Linked DNA regions of Mus musculus: region 2 is linked to region 1. A link is a loop called in an ENCODE intact Hi-C map of the cell type or tissue named here. Cell type or tissue: heart. All regions are shown on one strand. Links, peaks and the distances in the headings refer to the core of each region. The heading gives the core; the rest is flanking DNA. Region 1 holds the start of Arhgap6 (Rho GTPase activating protein 6). Region 2 has its middle 44 kb from the start of Msl3.

Region 1 (11,851 bases), core at 1,283-9,282:
TAAATGGGCATTTAACCAGAGTGGGCAATAGGACTTGAGACTGGATGAGCAAAAAGAGTCAGAAGAGAAAAATTGTATGCTCTGAGTAAGAATGATGATACCATACTTTATGAGGACTGCAACACAAACTTAATACTCAGGTAGAAAAGAACATATTTAAAAATACTCTTTTAACAAATGTATTATTACCAGTTATTGTTGTTAAGACAGGGTCTCACTGTGTCTCCCTAGCAGGTCTGGAACCCAAAATGATCCATCTGCCTCTGCCTCCTGAGTGCTGGAAGTAAAGATATAGAATACCATAGCAATCACACTTACTATACTGAACTAACAAAAACACCACACACTAGATTAAGGTTCCAGTGGTGAACTCTATACACTCAGAACGACCATTCTAAAGGTAGGAATCTTCCCTTAGGGTTATTTATTTGTTTATTTATTTACATCCATTCCAACTGTTGCCTCCTCCCTGTCAACCCTCGAAGAATTCCTTCCCCTTTTCCCCTCCCTTTCACCTCTAAGAGGGCAGATCCCCCCAGCAACCCCCCCCCCGTATTCCCCCAACATAGTGTATCAAGTCTCTACAGGATTAGTTGCATCCTCTCCCACCGAGGTCAGACATGACAGCCCTCTGTCTGCTACCTATGTGTTGGGACCTTGAACCAGCTGGTGTGTGTGCTCTTCAGTTGGAGCTCAGTCTCTGGGAGCTCCCAGGAATCCAGGTTAGTTGGCGCTGTTGGTTCAATCCTTCCCCTAATTTTTCCATGGGGATCCCCGACCTCTGACAAATGTTTAACCGTGTGTATCTACATCTCTCAAAGGGCTGCTATGCTAAGGTCCTGTCTCTGCCTGCTGTCCCGGGCACACCAGCTTGTTAGTTGGAGACCTTGAAGGTTTCCATGGGTAGGTGGACAGGAGGATCTTGGAGTCCAGCATGGCTGTTCCAGACTAAGGAGCCAGGCCAGAGCTAGACAATCAGGTTTTCTACTTTTATTATTAATTATATTTTTCTTATTGAGTTATGTGCCAATGAAAATGTGTGCATATAAAAATGGGCTAATATACTGTTAAGTAAAATGAAATAATAATAGTTATAAGAAAATGAATTGGCTTAGAATGTATAATCTTAATTTAGGTGACCTAAGCTCAGAAGAAAAAAATGCATGTTCCCCCTCATGCAGATCCTAGCCTAGAAACTATACATGTTTATATGTTAAGAACTAAGTGCATATATGTTAAGAACTAAGTGTTATTTCCAATAACATGTAGGAAAGAGACCGCAAACGGGTAACAGATGACAGAGATGGGTCAAATACAGGCAAAAAGTCAGAGTCATAGAAGAGGGTTAATTAATTAATGCTAGTGGCTTTTTTAGTGTCTTGCCAACTCTGTTATAGTCTCCCCCTCCTCCTGCTCCTCCTGCTCCTGCTCCTTCTTCTTAGGGGTAAGTACCACCACAAAATATTTTTAATATCAAAAAATATAAATGGTTATCTTACAAAAATATTTCATTATAGAACCATTGCATTTGTTCCTGTGTTTTGAAAGCACAAATAAACACACTAGCTAACTTTCCCCAAGGAGCTCCACATTAATGAATATAGCTACTCACCAAACAAAAACATTTTGGCCAAAGATGGATCCTATGTATAACATTCTATAAGATATTAATGGAGCTGAAAACATTGATTACTGCATTGATGCTACTGTGCAATTCCTCATTTGATTGTGTATGGTCATATGGATATAGTTCAGCACTTGGGAGGCAAAGAGCAGAGGACTGAAGATTAGGGACTAGCCTGGGCTACACACGACCTTGTCCCCCCAATAAAAACAAAACCAACAATCCCCAGTTGAACATACCAAATTATGTTCACTACCTTTATATACCATACTTTCCAATGATAAGGAATTGTGCATTTACTACATTATTCTTTAATTAAATAAAAATAAAATGTTTACTATAAATCAAGATGTCATGTTATATATCAAGATGTCATGTTACATTGGCAGCAGCCTCACACATTACAAATTTATCACATTTCTCGGTTGCCCCAAGATGCCATTTCAATTGACCAATTTATACCATTTATGTCTGCATACACTCTATGGTGTCCACACAATTACAAACCACTTCTTAACCCATGTCCACTGGTAAGCCACCAATGAATATATTTAAAAGAACTTACTGTTCCCAAGTGTGAAGCAACTTCCAGGTTAATGGTAGGTCAGGGCCTGTTGTCTGCTCTAAGCCCTAGAAGTGGTGATAGAAAAAGAGTCGTTCTACTTGTTGGCTCTCCATCCATGACGAGAAATGCCGTTGCACCTATATGACACTTCTATTCAGCCAGCAGTCCTGGTGGGGTACATTTTCAACCTCACAGTCATCCCAGGAGCTTAGACAACCAGAACATATATATGAATTAGACATTACATTCACAGCTGCCTGGAGTCACAAGGGGTCCCCATAAAGTGTGACTCTGTTAACCATCTACTCTGAATGCCAAGACTCAATGAGGCATAACCATGCAATGAAGCATAACTATGCAGTGTTATCTTAATGCTGGGGACTATTTCAGGTAGGTGTTTCCAGCCTAAGTGAAATGTTATGAGACATTGTTACCAAAGAAAGGGCATGCAAGACCCACCCACATTTACTTGTACTGAAATTCTTTAAGGAGGCTGAAGATAGTTAATCTTACCAACTCCCAAAGGTGATTCGGTATACTTTTGTTAGTAGGCCGTCAAGTGATTTTAAGTGTTGTAGCCTCTTTCAGAATAGCTCATTGACGACTGCAGAAAATGCTTGAGATATGCCAAGGAACCAGAAGAGGCAACAGCCCAGAGATAGGAATTTTTAATCTCACATTCTATTTTCAGGCAGCAGAGCCAGTCAGGATGGCCTACACCTTAAATTCCAAGATGGGGGAGACAGAGGAAGGAAGATCTCTAGGGAATTCAGCAAATTTCAGGCCAGCTGGGGCCTGACCAAATTTAAAATAACAATAGGCACTGTCTTAGTGACCCAAAGCAATATAGGTCATAGTCCATTATCAAAGGAAGTCTGGGCAGGAACTCAAGTAGGGCAGCAAACAGGAGGTAGAGGTACGAGCTGATTCAGATGCCATGAAAGGGTGCTGCTTACTAGCTTGCTCTACATGGCTTGCTCAGCCTGCTTGCTTATAGCACCCAGAACTACCAGCCTAGAGATCTATCTCCCTGACCACAATCAGCAGGCAGAAGGAGGGAGGGTGGAGCAGGGGGTGGGAGTGGGGCATGGTGCTCCAGAATCAATCACTAAATAAAAAAATGCCCCACAGTCTTGCCTACAGCCCAATCTCATGGGGGCATTTTCTCATTTGCTCTCAACTGAGGATTTTTCCTCTCTGATGACTCTAGCTTATATCAAATTAACATAAAACTAGCCAGGACAGTCACCCCCTACTGCCCTCCCCCCACAGACACACACACCACAAAACACCCAACGAAACAAACAAACAAACCCTTAAACAAATCATCTTTACCCAGAAGGTTATTTCCATTCAAGCTAACACAGGAGTGCTGCCTCCTGCATTCGCAAAGAGAAATACAGGCTACAGGAGGAATCAGAGTAGGATGTCCCATACTTTTGTGTAGGTGATAAATTTTCCTGCTAATTAGATTCCATGACCTGCCTTCTCCTAATCAATAAATACAAACTATTGAGTAGTGGATAGTAAATCACCTAGGAAGTTCAAGGTGGCATTGTCAAAAGGCACAGTAAAGTAACCCACCTCTGCATCCAGCATCAAAGGTATAAGCGCTTCTATAAATAAAACTTGAGCAGTTGCTGGTATTTACACAAGGCTTGTGTCAAACACTCGTATTAATAACTCCGTTATACGCTTTTAAAAGAAATGACGTTTCATTTTTTATTTGTAGTCAGTTATCATCACTCCCACATATTTTGGTTTTGAACAAACAGAACCACAAGAAGTCACTTATTTCCAACATTCGGACCAATCCCTGCAGTCCCTGCAGAGATGATTTTAAGATGCCTAGCAAAATTTAAGTGTGACATCAGAAAGCCCCAGGAGAGGCAGGCAAGGCTTTATAGATTTATAGATTCCATGAGTGGGCAAGTGAGAGAAACTGCTTCAGGTCCGTTTCCAAGCCTGGACTGCTGACTATGACTTCTGTGTTTATCAGTTACCCAAGATTTGGCAGCTGAGCCCTGTGCTCAGGAGCTTTCTGGGGCGACCCCGGAGGCCAGTTAACTTTAGTTGGTGTCAGTCTCCACCCGGACCAAGCTCTGTTCACCTCTCCTACATAGAACATATCTACACACGTGCGCAGGACCCTGACACGCGAGGACTCTCCACCAAAAAATAAAAAATAAAAAGGCGGGGTTGTGGGTGGGAGAAAAGAAAGCAGGGGATTTAACTCTAAGTTCAGAAAAACCGTCCAGAGCTGCGGGTCTGACACCAGTGGGTGGGGTGCAATCTGACACTCCCCTTCCTTTTGCAGAAACGTGTGTGGAGACCGCGAGCCCCTGGCTTGGGGGGAGGGGAGTCGGGGGGGGGGGGAGTAGGTCCGCACTTCCGTCCTCAAGACTTTCTCCCTAGAGGCCGGGTATCAGAGACCAGCTGCTGGCTCTCTGAGCTACTTCCCAGGTTTGGCGCCTGGAAAAGTTCACGTTCTGCATTCTCCTGCTTCTGGCTCCGCCCCGGCTCCAGACCCTGCGTTCTTCTGGCCTTACCCGGGACGGGCCACCCCTTTCCCCGCTGCCTCTGGCGCGAGGGTGCTGGGACATCTCTGAGCCAGCTCTGGGCCCAACCAAGGTTGGCAGCAAATATCAAGTGTCGCTCTTCTAGAGGAACACGGATACTCGCTTCAGAGACTGTCTTCTGAGCGCAGACCTTTCTGAGTAGTGCTGAGCGCAGCGGGGGAGTTCTTTGACACCGTTGTCGCTCAGTGCTTGGAAGGCCCGGGACGCAGCACATATGGTGTCCCACTGAGTCAACAGCGGGACTGCGCGGGAACGTGAACTTGGAGACACTTTGGAGCCTCGTCAATCAGAAAGGGGGACTTAGCAACCCAGCTGATCCCCCAAAGCACAGCCGCGGTCCCCAAGTTACCAAGAAGGTGCACTGGGGGCGCAGCCGGACAGCTGAGCTGGGGTGCTCCAGAGGACTTTTCACTGCGCCGGGAGCACCAAGGATCCGCTCAGGGCGGACTCTCAGGCAGCCTCCTCCCTAGCCCTCGGGATTGTCCTCAGGCCACGAGGAGGAGCTTGCTGGTGATTTCGAGGCTGTCCGGAGCCAGAGAGCCGAAGCGCAGTGTCTCCCGCCTTCAGCTGGGAAGGGGGAGTGGCGCTGGCGGGTTGGAGCTGAGATCTCAGCTAGTCACTGACCTCCTTCCTCCTCTTCCTTAGCCTCTTTGAGACTTGGACTCCTGAGGAAGATTCTAGAGACGGTAAAGGGACCTGGACCTCTTGTTTCCCAAAAGGCTGGGGATGGAGCTCCTGTTTCTGCCTCCGCAGGGACACTTGGAGTGCGCTGGTGGCGCGTGAACGGGGCACTGCTTTCTACCTTCCTCGGCGAGCCCCGCCTGGCAGTTTTCCCCTACTCTACTTTGGCCACTTGTTTTCTCAGGTCACAGTCTCCCGCTATCTAGGAGGGAAGACAAGAAGGTGGCCTTCAGACCCAGCCCTGCCGAGATGTCCGCGCAGAGCCTGCTGCACAGTGTCTTCTCCTGCTCCTCGCCCGCGTCGGGCGGCACGGCCTCGGCCAAGGGATTCTCCAAAAGGAAGCTGCGCCAGACGCGCAGCCTGGACCCAGCTCTGATCGGTGGCTGCGGGAGCGAGATGGGCGCCGAGGGCGGCCTGCGGGGCTCCACAGTAAGCCGCCTCCATTCTCCACAGCTCTTAGCAGAGGGTCTCGGTTCCCGCTTAGCTTCTTCTCCCCGGAGTCAGCACCTTCGGGCTACCCGGTTCCAGACTCCGAGACCTCTGTGCTCGTCTTTTTCCACACCAAGTACCCCGCAAGAAAAGTCGCCTTCTGGCAGCTTCCACTTTGACTACGAGGTCCCACTGAGTCGCAGTGGTCTCAAGAAGAGCATGGCCTGGGACTTGCCTTCTGTCCTGGCCGGGTCCGGGTCCGCTAGTAGCCGCAGTCCCGCAAGCATCCTCAGTTCCTCCGGGGGAGGCCCCAATGGCATCTTCTCTTCTCCTAGGAGATGGCTCCAGCAGAGGAAGTTCCAGCCTCCACCTAACAGTCGCAGTCACCCTTACGTCGTGTGGAGGTCCGAGGTAGGGACCAGCGCCATGTGTCTCACAGTCCCAAAGCTGCCCCAGGCAGTTCCAGGTCTTTAAGTCCGTCCCACGTACAGAGTGAGGCGCCAGCCTTAGATGCTTGACTCTGGTTGTTTAGATGGTGCCAGAATGTGACCATTCTAAGGGGCCACCGTATGAGTGTGTCTGAAGGAGGAATGGCCCCAGGACTTGAGGGAAGAAATGGTGTTCTGATTTCTTTTTGATACTTCAATCAAAGGGTCATCTAATCTCTTCATCAAACCTGATTTGATGAAATATTACATGATATACATCTACCACTAGATTGAGAGTTCAGAAACTATTCTGAAGGATGTTGACTCTGTGTGTGTGTGTGTGTGTGTGTGTGTGTGTGTGTGTGTGTATGTATTCGGGTGGCATGATAGAATAACTATTATAATTCTCTAGTTTTGATTTCTTTTCCCTAAAGGTGTAATTTCAGAAATCTATGGTACTGAATACTTTTGGTGCTTAAGGGTCTGAAATATCATGGAAATCCGCCCAAATTCCACTAAGGACAATTAGTAGTTACTAGAATAGGCATGGATCAGGAATCAATAATAAATAGGAAACTCAGAGGGAGCTATCTGATTTCCTTTAAACGTTTGCTCTCTGGTTATGAATGGGGAATAGAGCCATTGGGAAACTGTGGTTGATGGGGACTTGGAAAGCAGCACACTTTTAAAGAATAAATAGTAGTTGGTTAAAAAATGACCAACTCCTTCCGAGTTTACTCCACAGGCTCTATAGGATTGCCTGGGATTTGTTTCCATAAAGGAAGGGAGATCTCATCAATTGTAATTAAATATCTTAAAGCACAGTTAGCATTACAGAAATGAAATGAAATACTATGTAATTGCTGGAGATTTAGGTTAAATAAAGGAAATGCAACCAAGCCAAACAGCTTGAAAATAGCCTCTCGGCTCTGTTAGCATAAGATAACTGCTAGATTTCAGTTTTAGTATATTACCCTACAAAATTAGCATTATTGACCGTAATAATAACATTACATATTGTTAATGTTAGTGACTGAGTTAAAGTAACTGTTGCTGTTGCATGATATATAGATTGTAAAAAATGAACAAAAACATTGCTGACTGGATCATGGAGATAGTGGAAAGAAATGTTGAGGCACATTATACCCAAAACAACCGGCTTGGCATTTGGGAAGAAGAGAGGCTAAATTCCTTTTCAGGTGCAGAAGCACACATTAGCAGATTAATCTATAGAAGGAACAGAAAGGAGGGAGGGAGTGAAAGAGGGAGGGAGGGAGGGAAGGGGGAGAGGAGAGATATCAAAAGCAAACCAATGTTTAAGATTAGAGAATTTGAACTTCAGTGATACTAGATGGCTTCTGTCCATTTCAGAGTGTGTGGGCAGTCTGCACAGAACTCATCTACCATAACTTTCATCCCGTTGTAATGGTTAAAACAGTACATTTCCATATAGCAAAGAACAAACTTTTCTAATAAGAGGTTTAAATATGTAAGAGGGTAGGTAAGGGTGGGGATCCTTTTATGCTTGAGGCATATATGGGGTGATTGGGTAGAATCCTGGCATGTAAGTCCAATGCTGGTTTGGCTCAGTAGGGGTCAAGCTATCCTAATGTAACCCCTAAATCTGGAATTTAATGGTCTGGGTTACCTTTCAAAGATTGAATGTCCTGGAACCCTTTCAAACCCCAGGAAAATTCATCCCATTGGGCACTGCCTGTCTTTCTTGCTTGTACGCAAGCTGTGTCCTTTATCCTAAGAGAGAAACTTTACTAATAATGGCAAAACTCCAGCAAGTGAGCACCCTGCATGATTACCCAGAGGCTTCAGAAGTGAGCTTTGGTTCACAAATATTTGGTTTTTGCACTATTCCTGGTTGTTCTCCCTCAGGGTTTCTCAGCCTTAGCACTATTGTTATCTGAGGTTCAAAGGTCCTCTGCCATGAATGTTGCAGTGTTGCATAGTATCTCTGTCCTCTGCCCACTCTGTGCCCTGGAGCACCTGTCTTAGTTTGGGGACCCTATTGCTGTGATGAAACACCATGATCAAAAAGCAAGTTGAGGAGAAGAGGGTTTATTTTAGCATATTCTTCTACATTGTAGTCTATCACTGAGAAGTCAGGACAAGAACGCGAACAGTACAGTAACCTTGAGCCAGGGGCTGAAGCAGAAGCTATGGAGGGCTGATGCTTATTACTTTGCTCCACATGGTGTGGTTAAAGTGACTTTCTTTTATAGACCCCTGTACCAACAGCCCAAGGATGGCATTACTTACAAAGGGCTGCTTTCTCCCTCATCAATAACTAATTAAGAAAATGCTATGGAGGCATTTTCTAAATTGATGTTCTCTCCTTTGAGATAACTCTGGTTTGTGTCAACTTGACATAAAACTAGCCATCCCAGCACCTCTTTATTCCAAACTGACAACAAAAACTATTGATCATGCCAAATACTTTTAGGGGCAGATGCACCCTAGCTGAGAACCATCGCATTTGTGATGTTGAGTGTTGCACAGGAAGCTGGGTATCTATTAACTACCTACAGAAGAGTTGTGAGCTAATCTAATGTATCACTGGGGCCTTCCTCTGCCTCTTAATCCACAAAGATCCCCCTGGAGCCATGTTTGCAGACTCCACATCCTCTTATGGTTTCTTCATATATATGTATCTATTCCTCTAAGGCCACATGAATATCTGAGAATTTACTTTCAGATCTAGTAAGTGATGGATCACATCCACTTGCAAAAGATTTTGTGATTTTAAACCAAATTGGGCACACAACAGTTTCCACTCTCAAGATTCTCATAAATGCCCACAATTCTATTACTTGTGGTCACTCCATGTTCACTACTAATGGCTGGGTTTTGTTTGTTTGTTTGTTTGTTTGTTTGTTTGTTTGGTGTAAACCTGGGACATATTAGACAAAATCAGGAATGACTCTGTTAACATTCTCTTACTATGTGTTTCAGGATTACTTTACCCAAGTCAGATTCATGGCCACATAGTATGGTGATGCACTCACCACATGTTTACCAACTCGTGTTTTTAGCAGCTAAACTTTGCCCCTGCCTCTGATAGGAGAATACCACCTGTTCCTTCAAACTTGGAATCCCCTTGATTCTTGTGAACCGGACTTGAAATTGTGCCCATATGCTACTGGGCAATTGCCAGCTTGTATAACTCGGAATCCCAATACTTTCTGTAGCTGTGTCTTCTATTCTTTTCTTCATTTCTGTTGAAAACATTTATTTCTCTGCACACCATGAGTGCAGACAACTCCCAATATGGGGTCAGTTCTTTTTTATTTTTTTTTTAAAGATTTATTTATTTTATATGTAAGTACACTGTAGCTGTCTTCAGACACTCCAGAAGAGGGAGTCAGATCTCGTTACCGATGGTTGTGAGCCACCATGTGGTTGCTGGGATTTGAACTCCGGACCTTCGGAAGAGCAGTCGGGTGCTCTTACCCACTGAGCCATCTCACCAGCCCTGGGGTCAGTTGTTAATGAGGGCATGGCATAAAAAGATTAGCATTATGAGGGAACAGAATCGATTCACTGTCTTTTGAACAGGATCTTGGAGGTTTTCACAGTTCTGACAATACTTGAATTTGACCTTTAAGTATGACTTAAAGATAACATGCAAGGAGATATAAAGTCATTTCTTGCGTGTATTTATGTGTCTATGTGAAGGGTATGTGTGTGGAGTTCACAAAACAACCTCATGTGTCAGTTTTTGCCTCCCACTTTGTTTGAAACAGGGTATTTTTGTTGTTTGTAGTCCATAGGCCAGTCTGGATGGCCTAAGAGCTTTGAATTCTCCCCTCTCTACCTCCTATTTTAAAGCATGAGACTACAGATGCACATACTGTGAGCAGACTTATGTATGTTTTGGGGATTCAGACTGAGGTTCTCATACTCAAATGATAAGCCACCTCATCAGCACCCCCCCACCCCCTGCATGCGCCATGGTGGTGGTGGATTTTTTTCCTGCAGAAGAAAACAGTGAGAATGCATTGGGATGGAACACCAGAGTTACAGAAAGAAGAATGACAGGGAGTTAAGCACAATAACATGTTTGAGATGGGATGGTTAGGATACCTCCAACCTAGTACATGTACCAACCACAAAGCTTTTGATATAGTAATGTGTTGAAAACAGCAATCAGGCACATTGTGGAGGAATATCTACAAACATAGATAGAAATGACATGAGAGTCGAAGCATGGTCTCTGTCCTCTCCCAGGAGCCTGTTGGTGAAATGTGCCGTTAAGGTGGGGTAGTAGTATCTCATTTTCTCTTGGGTGATCTTGTTCAGGAGACAGGGTAGTGTTTATTATTAAGAGCCCTACAATGTGAGTCTGAGGAATTTGGACCCCATTATTTAGAACCAAGTGATAGATTATTTCTTCATCACTGGTGAAATGAGCCAATTCAAGCCAGATTGCATTATATTAAAGGCAGGTTTATTGGGAAGTTGCTCTCAGGCTGGTGAGTTCACTGGCCCCAAGGACTGAGGCCAGGGAAGTCACCATGGAGAAAGCATAGGGGAGGGAGGGAGAGAGAGAGAGAGAGAGAGAGAGAGAGAGAGAGAGAGAGAGAGAGAGGAGAGAGAGAGCAAAATATCTGGATTATATAGGGAAGAGCCTCTGGGGGAAGGGCAGCCCAGCCCCTGGTCTGGAAAGTTCAGGGGTGGGGGCAGGGTATGCCAAGTAAGAACTGAGGGATACTGGAAGAACTTGTAGGCCAGGTTTGCCTTGATATATAATATATACATCTCAGTTCCTTGTCCTGTGGTCCAAAACTAAAAGCCAGGGACTCTTTACCTGGCAGTGGATTTGTCCTTAAGGGACTTTTGGAAAATCATGAAGATGTTTGGGATGTTATATCTAGGTAGTGCTGCTCTCTCAGTTTTCTGATCACAAATTTAGTGGCTTAAAGTAATATAAATTCTCTTTCTGGAGATCAGTTCCTGTGAATCTCACTACACTTAAGATGCCTGAGGATCTGTGTTCTTTCTAAAGCCTGCTAAGATCTGCAGTCTTTCCTTTTCCAACAGCACTTTCCCCTTTATCTTCAAAGCTAGCCATGTTATTATCTTTTTGATCCTTCTTCTCTAGTCATTTCTCCATCTGACTTTCTTCAAAACACTTATGCTTACATTGGGATCATCCGGGTAATCCAGGGTAATCTCACTATTTTAAGGACATCTGATCAGCAAACTTTAATTGCTTTTGAAACTCGAATTCCCCTTTTCTATGGTGTACTAAGAGGTTCCAGGAATTTAGGCATGGGCATCTTTGGCAGGACATTATGATGTCTACTCCAGGGTGGTTTCTGCTAGGGACAACTATTTGGGAATCCAGGGAAGTGGCTAAACACCCTGCAGTGTTCAGGGAAGTCCTATGAATAAGAATCATCACACAAAGATAGCTGAAGAACTCTGCTGCCAAGAATGGGAGAACTTGGGAGTTTTGAAGCCTGAGGGTATAACACAAATAATTAAGTATTTTAGAGACATGACTCTGATATCTAGAGAAGCATATATAGAA
Region 2 (11,851 bases), core at 2,321-10,320, 77 kb before region 1:
TAATAATAGCCATCCATGCAGCTGTGAAGTGAGACCTAATTATGTTCTTAATTTCTCTAACGGCTAGCAATACTGAGCATTTTGTTGGTATACTTGCTGACCAGTCATTTGTCTTCTCTTGGGCAAGGTCTTACCGGGTGTGGTGGCATACACCTTTGATCCCAGTACCCAGAGGAGGCAGAGGTAGGTGGATCTGTGAGTTTCGTGGATAGACTACTCTACATAGCAAGTTCCAGAACAGCCAGTGTTACATAGCAAAACCCTATCTCAACCTCATTCTTCCACAACCCCTAAAAGAAATGCCTATTCAGATCCTCTACCCATGTACTAATAGTGTTGTTTCCTTGCTAGTAAGTTTCCTATGTATTTTGCATATGAACTTTTTTTTTAAAATGACATAAATTCTATCTAAATATTTTGCTCTGTGGCTTGTATTTTCATGCTGTGGATCCTTTTTTTTTCATTTGGCATGCAGAGGAACCCTAGTTTGCTTTAAAATGTATTTTTTTTAATGCTTTTCAAGATGCTGGTGTATCGCACGTTCCTCTGATTTGCAACAGTCCCTCCTAATGGAAACATTTGCTGAAGAAAGGAGGATAAGGGGTAGGAGCCTCAGGTGATAAACAAAAGGCATACAAAAGGTCACACATCCGGGAAGAACGGCATCTTCCAAGAATCTTGAAGGCGCCTATCTACATTGCTAACTGAAGTAAACGAACAGTTTCTAGGGCTGGAGACAATGGCCAGAGAGATCGGGGCAGTGGAGCTGCCTGTAAGTTGCTGTGTAAAGAGCCTCCTCCGGTTGCAGTTTTGTGGAGTCTTCACCCATGTTGGGGTGGGCTTTCTACAGTGATGCAGCTACTTTTGAGTTTTCCCTGCTCCTTGTAAGTAACCTCTTATCCACATTCCTGTTAGTAACCACAATAAAAACAAACAAACAAAAAACAAAACAAAAAAATGGTTCAACAAATGAGACATTAATACAATCATTATTATTATCTCTTCTGGTTCTGCTGTGAATAGATGTGTGTGTCACATCTCCCTAGAAAAAGTCTATCATGCAAGAGATACATATGTTTTCAAGAACACACACACATACACACACACACACACACACACCATCTGACATACCTTAAGATCTGGCTTTGATGATTAATTTCATTTCTTTTTTTCCTATTTTATTTCCAACTTATTATGGTGCTAAGTTAACCTAAATGTCCACATTTGCTATATCAAGCCCTGCATTCTTTACCTGACAATCCTGGTTCATTCTGGAAAAAAGAAAATCATACTATAGTTTGCAAGGTGGTAGGACCAAGAAGACTATGATGAATCACTTATCTTTAGTAGATGCCTTGGTGATAGGGATTGACCAAAGCATCTCTGTAGAAAAATGGGATGCCCTCTTATAATATCGAACAGACCGTAAATGGATTCCTAAAAATTATCCAGTAGGCCAGACATCAAGAAGATTTCCATAGTAGCCAATTACCCTGACAGTCTAAAGCTAGCTGTTCTCTTTCCATTGCCTGCAAGGCTGACTGACTAAGACTTCCTTGACTATGGAGAGTTGGAATATTTTAAATCCTGAACCAACATAGCTTAAGCTATTTGTCCCACCAAACAGTTGCTTTGGCCAGAGACTTTTCACTGTGAAGGAAAAGTAATACCTTCTATATGATATGGAAAGCAACACTCCTTTTTTTGTATATTGATGAGTGTTAGCAGGTCAGTGCCCATCCAGGCAGCCTTGAGGCCACACTAGCATACTGCTCTAGCCAGAGGTCTCAGCTGCCTCTGAATCACTCGTCCAGCTGTCATTGCCACAAGCATTGGGGGAAAACACGTCTATGAGAAATATAGTGCAAAATGCACAGAACAGTGTATGAGCGCCTAGTGACTTGCCAACACAAAGTGTTCGCCAAATGTATTACTTGTTTTTCTGTTGTTATGATAAAATGCCATGTTAAAAAGCAACTTAGAAAGAACCCAAGTCGCTGAAGGGGTTTACAGCCCCATAGGAGGAACAACATATGAACTAGCCAGTATCCCCAGAGCTCCCAGGGACTAAACCACCAATCAGAGTAAGCATGGAGGGACCCATGGCTCCCGAGGCATATGAAGCAGAGAATGGCCTTGTCGGACATCATTGGGAGGAAAGGCCAGTGGTCCTATGTAGGCTCGATGCTCCAGGGGATTGCCAGGACAGGGAAGTGGGGAGTGAGTGGGTGTGTGAGCAGGGAGGGGGAATGGGATAGGGGGTTTTTGGAGGGGAAACAAGGAAAGGGGATAACATTTGAAATGTGAATAAAGAAAGTATTTAATTTAAAAAGTGGGAGGGGGAAAGCAACTTAGAGGAGAAAGGGGTTAATTTTTTTTTTTTTTTTTACAGTTCCTGAGGGATAGAATCAAATCTAGCAGAGAAGCCACATCAGCAGGAGTATGAAGCCAGCATAACAGGAAGCAGAAAGATCAGATTTCCTCTGCTCATCGGGACAAGGTGGGTACAGGAAGATGAACATGGGTAGATGGAGTTATGAGTTTTTCAAGGCCTATCCTCAGTGACAGACTCGCAAGGGTTAGCAAGGTTCCTTCCTAACCCTTCCCAAAGTTGCGATAACTTTCACAGACCCTGCCCCTGATTGGAGGCCACTTGTTCAAACACATGAGCTTATATGGGACACTTCTCTTTCAAACCACCACAGAAAGAAACAGATAAAGAGAGAATTCATTGAGATGTACTTGAAGACAGCAAAATCAAGTTTCCAGGAAAAAAAAACTTTGAACTGAAGTCCCTGGCTATATAAAAGGGACTCACCTTTGTTAAAGAATCTACAAGGCTGACTGATTATAGAGGGCTGGAATATTCCATGTCTTGAGCCAAATTATCTTGGGCTATCTTTCCCCCCTCAATAGCCATTCATTTTCTATCTCTCTGTTTGACCTAACAACCTTTTGACTATCAGGTGACGTCTTTCTGCTGGTCTTAACAAACTACCAGCTTCCACCAACTCAAAGGCCATCACATAGCATCCAAAACCTTGAGCAAGATTTCCCCAGTTTTCTGTAACCCAGGTACCTGAAATTCCTACCAATGAATTTTAAAAGTACTTGTTTTATAACTTTCTCACTATGAAACTTGGGAAATTGTAGTATTGAGACACACTACTTGGGGTGGCCTAAATCCATGTTCCTCGGGTATGGTCACTTACATTTGGCTCCAGAACATACTATCTTATTCCCCCCCCCCCCCAAAAAAAATCAAGCATGGTGACTTACACTTGTAATTGCAGTGTTGGGAATGAAGAGATAGCAGGATCTCTAGGGTTCCCTGGATAACCAGCCTAGCCGAATCATGCGCTGATGAAAGACACAGTTTAAAAACAGGTAAATGGCATTCCTGAAGACTTTGCCTGTGTTTGTTCTCTGGCCTCCATGTACATACTTGCAAGCATGTGCTTGAACACACAGGCATGCACAGACACATACATGAACATGTACAGACCTGTGGGAATGGAGTAAGTAAATGAGGCAGACTAAAGTCTCATGCAATAGCTAACTTATTTTCAAAGCACCAGGCAGTTTATGTTCTGAGGATTGGTGGGGGAGGTCACATGAATAAAGTGTACAATCACAAGGACAAGCTATATGTGGCAGGCAAGATGCAAGCAGCCAAAACATGTTTTCTCCACAGAGGCCTATAAACAAATAATATCCAGTTGTAATGAGTAATACAAAGTAAACTCACTTTCATCTACTAACCTGGGAGGGTCGTGAAAACAAAATCCCAAAGCAGTTGTGTGCTTTTGAAGAAACCGATCTCAAGGCTCTTGTCTTGTTTCCTTGGAGTTTTTTTAACAAGCACTCAGAAATCTCCTCACGTGACTGCACACTTGGACTATGTTCTGACCATAGAGAAAAAGGAATGTAAAAATGAAAACAAGTGGAAGGTACTGGAGAGTCTCTCTTGGCCTCTGCTGGGTGACCTGGGGGAAAGAGACTATAGTTTCCAGGACTTAACCTTGAAAGAGATGACATTCAAAGGAAGTCAGAGCAAGATGTAGTCTGAGGCTACTAAAGCCACTGACTGTTGTTTTGAATGTTCAATAATGAAACAAGGGTAATTTTGGTTTCCCTGTGACATAAACTCATGTCCCTGTTATCAACTAATGTTAAACTAATAGCACAAATTTATTTTTTCTAATTAATATTTCACGAAAAAACTCTCATTGATTTCTTTTTAAAAAACAAATAATAATATTTAAAACTGTGTGTTTGCATCAGAGGACAAATTGGATTGTTGGTCCCTGCCTTCTACATCACTTAAGGTGGGACTTCATTTTTGCCACTGCATATGCCAGACTAGCTAAGCGGTGAGTCACTGCAGATTCTCCTGTCTCTCTCGCCCAAGTCACTACAGGAGTACTGGGATTACAGATGCATGCTACCGTGTCTGACTTTCATGTAGCTTTTGGGATCTGAACTCAGGTCCTCATGCTTGCAATTTGTCTATTAAGCTGTTTCCTCAGCCTCCAAACGAGCCATTTTTCTTTTCTTTTCTTTTTTTTTTTGACATAATAGTTGCTGCACATTATGCATTTTGATCATTTTCTCCCACAATTCTAGATCACATCCCACTTCCTCTACCCAGGAACCTCTTCTTCCCAACAAGTGCCCCTACAATAGAATAGTCTTAATTCAGACAAGGAACTGGTACGTAGAGAGCAGACAGGAGAGATATTATCCAAATAAAAAATAACATAATCACCCAAGAATGAGAAGATACTCAATGTACATAGAAATTTATTATGTATCCCCATTATTTATTATAAAAATAGATAATAAATTATCATGTAAGAGTTTATGTTTTGATTTTTCAGTTATGTTTAGCAATGCATGACTATCTCTGTTCTATAGTTTGATCTTTTCTTTAGAACTCTCTCAGTTCACAATTCTCTCTATAACTCTGTCTATTCTGTTATTTAACTCCCTTGATAACTGCTCTGCTTGAATGCTCAAATCTGATTATTTGATTACTTTTGTGCTTTGTTATTAGTCATGACATTTGATTTCCTTTATGCTTTCTAAACTTTGTGAGTTCATCTTTAGAAATGACTCTATAAGGTTCCTTTGTACAGCCTACTTTTTGCTTTCAGGGTCACTTGTCATAGATCTATAGGGTTCAACTTTCGTCAATAAGATAATTGTTTATATTCACAGATATCCACATTAATTTTTGCAGAGACAAAGAGAAGCTGCCCAGTTGACAGAGCAGTGCAATTCTATCACAATCATCCTAAAGGATGACGAGGAAAAGGGCTTTTCATTTAGGTTAAACAAGGGTCTACCAACCATGTCTTACTGGACACCTCCCATATCTTGTCTGCTTTTCAAGGCCTATAACCTAAGAAGGCTTTTTACATTTTTAAATGGTTTCCATTTTCAATTATGTGAATGTATTTGTGTGTGTGTGAAGTGGGTATGTGCATGGGAGTGCAGTGCCTGTGGAGCCCAGAAGCTGGAATTAGCAGGAGGATGTAAACTTCCCTATGTGTGTGCTGGTAACTGAACTCTGGTCCACTTCCCTTAACTAGCATCCTCCTTAGGCCCTGAGCTTTGACATTTTCAAGTGCTTGAAACAAGTATGAACATTCTGTGACATGTGACAATGGCATGAAATAAAAACTTCACTATCTATAAACAAAGATTTCCTGGAGAACACCATGTCGCATTGTATACATGTAACTCTAGTCCTCCAGAAGCCATGTTTAGTAATTCAACAAAGACCATATGGCTCACGAAGTCTAAAGTGTTTACTATCTGGCCTTTGAAGAAATATTTTGCTGGATCATTTGATTGCAATCATTACTGGTTTGAAGATGAGAGTACGCTCCTTAGATGTCTGTTAAAATTCTCTGCTGGTATAAGAATCAGAATGTGAAAGATCAAATTGAACACTGTGAATATTATCAACCCTTTGAAATATCACAAGGACTTAAAAACCCCCTGTCCTCCCAGAAAAATATGCCATTTCCCAGCATGACCACCAGATGGAGACTCTCCTGTCTGTTTAATGGTATCAGCATTCTACTTAGGGAAATACTTTGTGAGTAATTAAAATAAAAACAAAAACAAAAAACCTCTCAGGAATATGCATGTGGAGATGAGCTAGATCATACCAAACTCAGAAGAGTTTTCGTGAGAAAACAGGGTAAGGCTGAAAGTTTAGCTTTGGTGGGACTGAAACCTTCCCTGGTGTAAGCAATCTATGCTTAGTCTCAAAATATAACATTCAAAGAAGAATATACTTCCCCGCAGGAAGATACTAAACTGTAGTGGTAGAGAACTATTTTTTAAATATCTCCTTGACAGTTAGTTTTTAAACTAAATTACATTTTTTATTTTGTTTCTCCTTTTTGTATGGGGGCTGTCTGTGTATGACACAACATCTTATGTGGGGTCAGAGAATGACTCGGGCGGAGGCAGGAGTTGGTTCTTTCTTTCCAACATGTGGGTCCACAGGATCAAACCGAGGTCTTCAGGCTTGGCAGCAAGGGCCTTTATCCACGAATCCATCTCCTTGGCCCAATACTTCATCACATAAAAGGAACACTATATTTGGCTCTGTTGTAGGTGCCATAGTTTCAATATGAGATGAGCATATTGATCAAAGAAACATGTGCTAGGAGCTTGGTGGGCAGGGTGCCACCTTCTCATGGAATGATGTGGTTATTTCAGAACTGAGCTCCTTCCCATGTGGATAGGTTAGTGTAAAGCCAGTTCAGTTATCTCACTTCCTGTCTAATTCACCGCTCAATCTGGGCCTCTCAGGTATGTTCCCACCTTTGTGATGACATCTGCATGAGGTTCTCACTGGAGCCAAGACACATCCCTGTAACACTTTAGAGCAGTGCTTCTCAACCTCACTAATGCTGCGACCATTTAATAAAGTTCCTCATGTTCTAGTGGCCCTCAGCAATACAATTATTTTGTTGCTACTTCATAACTGTAGTTTTTGCTACTCTTAGGAATCATAATGTAAATATCAGATATGCAACTCCCAAAGGGATTGTGACCCGCAGGTTGCAACTGCTGCTCTATTTATTTTTATTTTATGTGCATTGGTGTTTTGCCTGCATGTATATTGTGTAAGAGTGTTAGATCTCCCGAAACTGGAATTACAGACAGTTGGGACCTGCCACCTGGGTATTAGAAACTGAACTCTGGTCCCTTGGAAGAACATCCAGTGCTTTTAACTGCTGAACCATCTCTCCAGCCCTTTTACAATTTATCTTTATTTTAGAGAACAGCTCCTCTAGGTCCTTAAGAAATAGGCTAAACATCTTTCCTTTATCCAGTATTCAACTGGAGATATTTATTTATTTATTTATTTATTTATTAGATATTTTCTTTATATACATTTTAAATGCTATCCTGAAAGTTCCCTATACCCTCCCTACTCCCTGCTCTCCAACCCACCCACTCCCGCTTCTTGGCCCTGGCATTCCCCTGTATTGGGGCATATAAAGTTTGCAATACCAAGGGGCCTCTCTTCCCAGTAATGGCCGACCAGGCCATCTTCTGCTACATATGCAGCTAGAGACATGAGCTCTGGGGGTACTGGTTAGTTCATATTGTTGTTCCACTTATAGGGTTGCAGACCCGTTCAGCTTCTTGAGTGCTTTCTTTAGCTTCTCCATTGGGGGCCCTGTGTTCCATCTTATAGATGACTGTGAGCATCCACTTCTGTATTTGCCAGGCACTGGCATAGCCTCATACGAGGCAGCTATAACAGGGTCCCTTCAGCAAAATCTTTCTGGCATATGAAATAGTGTCAGGGTTTGGTGGCTTATTATGGGATGGATCCCTGGGTGGGGTAGTTTCTGGATAGTCCATCCTTTCATCTTAGCTCCAAACTTTGTCTCTGTAACTCCTTTCATGGGTATTTTGTTCCCAATTCTAAGGAGGAATGAAATATCCACCCATTGGTTTTCCCTCTTCTTGATTTTCTTGTGTTTTGCAAATTTTATCTTGGGTATTATAAGTTTCTGGGCTAATATCCACTTGTCAGTGAGTGCATATCTAATGACTTCTTTTGTGATTGGGTTACCTTACTAAGGATGATATCCTCCAGATACATCCATTTGTCCAGGAGTTTCATAAATCCATTGTTTTTAATAGCTGAGTAGTACTCCATTGTATAAATGTACCACATTTTCTGTATCCACTCCTCTGTTGAGGGGCATCTGGGTTCTTTCCAGCTTCTGGCTATTATAAATAAGGCTACTATGAACATAGTGGAGCATGTGTTCTTATTACCCAACTGGAGGTATTTTTGTTATAGCATCTTGAAATAAATTAAAAGGACAGATATTCTGAAGATAGAAACTTACAATTATTGATGTTAGGTGATGTCTTCTGTCTGGGCCTGACTGGAAGGAGAGCTGATTGATCAAATTACCAAGTTTAATTAGATCCAAGGAAATTGGGGGCCTACTTCATGGGCAGCTGCTCTGATATGTGGGTAAGAGTGCAGTAAGCCCTGTCTCCAATTCCAGAAAGTGCAGTCAAGGTTCCATGCAAATGAAATGAGCCTCAGACAGAACTCTCTCAGGAATATTGTGGCTAGAACATAGTTTGGAGAAGTGTTAGATGTAATGAAGGGTTCTGTGATGAGATGCCAAGTGCAAAAGAAACAGGAGCCATCCTAAAGATGCTAAACTTAAAAGTAGAATTGGCTTAGGTTGAGTCATGTTGGGTTAATCTAGAGCCTGAGAGTTGAAATGTCTTTTAATTTTTCATTATAACAAAGGATCTTGCAATGGTCCTGTTCCTTAATTCACTGACTTCAAAAAAATGCATTTTCCAAAAGCTACATAACCCCTCATGATATAGGTAAGTGTAGAGATTTCCATCCAAGCACCTTCTCCATTCTTAGCATAACACTTGTTTTCTTCTGCAGCACTGAGAACAGAAGCCAGGACTTTGTGCATGCTAGGCAAGCACTCTACCACTGAGTGATATCCCCAGCTTCTCAGTAAAATATCCAAAGACACCTCCAAAACATATCCAGGGCCTGGTGCAAAGTGCTTTAAAATGAGCGGTTGTAGGACTCTAGAATTTCAATCATAGTTTCATATGATGAGCTTATGCAAGTATTTTAAAAATCCGTTTCTTGTAAGAATCAAACAAAGAATAAAGTTTCCTTTGATTTTTTAATTAGGTATTTATTTCATTTGCATTTCCAATGTTATCCCAAAAGTCCCCCACACGCTTCCCCACCCACTCCCTCAACCACCCACTCCTACTTCTTGGCCCTGGCATTCCCCTGTACTGAAGCATATAAAGTTTGCACGACCAATTGGACTGTCTTTCCACTGATGGCCAACTAGGCCATCTTCTGATACATATGCAGCTAGAGACACGAACTCTGGGGGGTACTGGTTAGTTCATATTGTTGTTCCACCTATAGGGTTGCAGATCCCTTTAGCTCCTTGGTTACTTTCTCTAGCTCCTCCATTGGGGGCCCTGTGATCCATCCATTAGCTGACTGTGAGCATCCACTTCTGTGTTTGCTAGGCCCCGGCATAGTTTCACAAGAGACAGCTCTATCTGGGTCCTTTCGATAAAATCTTGCTAGTGTATGCAATGGTGTCAGCGTTTGGAGGCTGATTATGGGATGGATCCCCGGATATGGCAGTCTCTAGATGGTCCATCCTTTCATCTCAGCTCCGACTTTGTCTCTGTAACTCCTTCCATGGGTGTTTTGTTTTGAGACCGCTTCTCATGTTGCCTAGCTGGATCTTGAACTCTGTGTACTGGTAAACATGACCTTGAATGCCTGGTTGTTCTGCTTCTACCTCCTGAATATCAATATATGCCACTATGTCCAATTTATGCAGTGCAAAGGATTGAACCCAGGATCTTGTGTGTGCTAAGTAAAGCACTCTATCAACTGAGGTATATGCCCAGCCTCAGAGTTCTTTTTAAAAGAAATGAAATCAATTTCAAGAGTATAAAGGAGGTCTTCTTAAAGCACAAAGGTACTAGAAGAACAGAATGAATAGACTGAGAGGGCTTACTGGCTCACACAATGACAGGCTAGATAGTGTCATAATACCCATTTGTACGCCAGAGAGACTAGTAGCTTCCCAGAACAAGAAAGATCAATGATGCAGTCCCTGTTGTAGGCTTAGAACCTTCCTGCAGCGTCTCTGGTGTATGATCACATTCAAAGATTGAAAGATACCATTCAATGTTCATGAGTAAAGGCAGCAGCAATAGACACAGTGGCTCAAAAGAAATAAAGAGACAAGATGTGTGAGGTGGTTGTAATGCCAGAACATGAGAGGCTGAGGCAGAAGGATTAACAGGAGCCTAGCATAGCTGTCCTTTGAGAGGCTCCACCAGCAGATGACTCAGATAGATGCAGACACTCACCGCCAAAGAGTGGATGGAGCTTGGGCACTCTCATAGAAGAATAAGAGGAAGGATTGCAGGTCCAGAAGGAAGACCAACAGGGTCAACTAACCTGGACCCTTGGGGATCTCATAGTCTGTACCACCAACCAAAGAACATACATGGGCTCGACCTAGGCATCCCCAGACATATGTATCAGATGTTTAACTTGGTCTTCATATGGGTCTGGACCAACTGGAGTGTGTATGTGTGGGGGGGAGCTATCTTCAAAGGTGTTCCCTATATGTGGGTGGGGTATGTTCTTCTAGTTGGGTTACCTTGTCTAGCCTCTGTGAGAGAGGAAGTGCCTGGCCCTACAGAGACTTGAAGAGCCAGGATGGGGGGATACCTAGGGGACCCTCACCTCCTCAGAGGGAGAGGGGGAAGGAATGTGGAAGGATGTGACTGAGGGGGGTTAGTGAATGGGATGTAAAGTAAATAAAAAGTAAAATGAAATGAAGTAATTTTTTCAGTTTAGCCTAAGCTGTGTAGTAAGACCCTGTCTGAAAGAGAGAGAAAGAGAGAGAGAGAGAGAGAGAGAGAGAGAGAGAGAGAGAGAGAGAGAGAGAGAGAGAGAGAATTGAGCTTATATGCTGGTAGCTGTCTTACTCCATCAGCCCTCTGCCTATGGCACTGTGCTGTCAATATTCAGGGCAGGTCTTCCTCCCCATCAGTTGTGTGCCTCCTATGATAATCATGAGGATTGCCTGGTCCTACAGTGACTGATGTGAGGAGGTGGGGGGGTGATACTAGTGAGGGACCTCACCCTTCTCAGAGAAGAAGGGCAAGGAGAAATGGGGAGCAGTTGTAAGAGAAAGTACTGGGAGGAGAGCAGGGGTGATATTGGGGTGTAAGGTGAATAAATTAATTAATTCAAAAAATTAAAATAAAACAATGAGCTGTAAAAAATGTCTGGTATGTACCCTCAGCTAATATGGGGTGATCTCTAAATTGATGCATTATCCTGCCGAACAAGAGGAAGTTTTTTGATTAGAGGATTTGGACACAGTGGTTTCTTATGGGAGTTTGGGATATCTGTAGCAACTTCAAACTCCAGAGGCAGTGGATATTGGAGGTATTAACTGTGTGGTTTGGGTATAAAGATTAGCCTTGTTGCCAGCATGCTGCAATCAAGAACTTCATGGATTGACAATGTTGTGCACATATCCTAAAGTGGTTTCAATTGGGCACTGCATCATGAAGGATAAAGAAGTTTTGTATTTGGACAAATCTTAGGCATTGCTCCATGCATCTCTCCCTTTATCTGTTTCTTTTCTTTTCTTTTCTTTTTTTTTTTTTTTTGGCCCTTCTGCTATAATAAAAAATGTTCTTATATTAAAAAAAAAAAATAAAAGACACTGCCATTTTGAGGGAACTTGGGATGAAAACAAGA

Evidence for each region. Peaks named below come from ENCODE experiments on the same cell type or tissue, not always from the same donor. Only the 100,000 strongest peaks of a DNase experiment are listed, where the experiment ranks them.
Region 2: a loop joins it to region 1, with 7 times the contacts of the local background. A loop is called at or near these places in 2 of 42 quality-filtered maps.

Annotation. Positions count from the first base shown.
Region 1 is chrX:168,790,523-168,802,373 of GRCm38, forward strand. It overlaps Arhgap6 (Rho GTPase activating protein 6), which reads left to right and starts at 4,577. Exons shown (of 13, transcript NM_009707.4): 1 at 4,577-6,289. The coding sequence starts at 5,699. In heart, for the core only: no CTCF peak of the experiment used is centred there; DNase peaks (open chromatin) are centred at 4,619 and 5,299; H3K4me3 peaks cover 4,480 bases; H3K27ac peaks cover 2,389 bases; H3K27me3 peaks cover 523 bases.
Region 2 is chrX:168,712,122-168,723,972 of GRCm38, forward strand. No RefSeq gene overlaps it. Among named protein-coding and RNA genes, the nearest start is that of Msl3, 44 kb to the left of the region's middle. In heart, for the core only: a CTCF peak has its summit at 6,048 (motif pointing right); no DNase peak of the experiment used is centred there.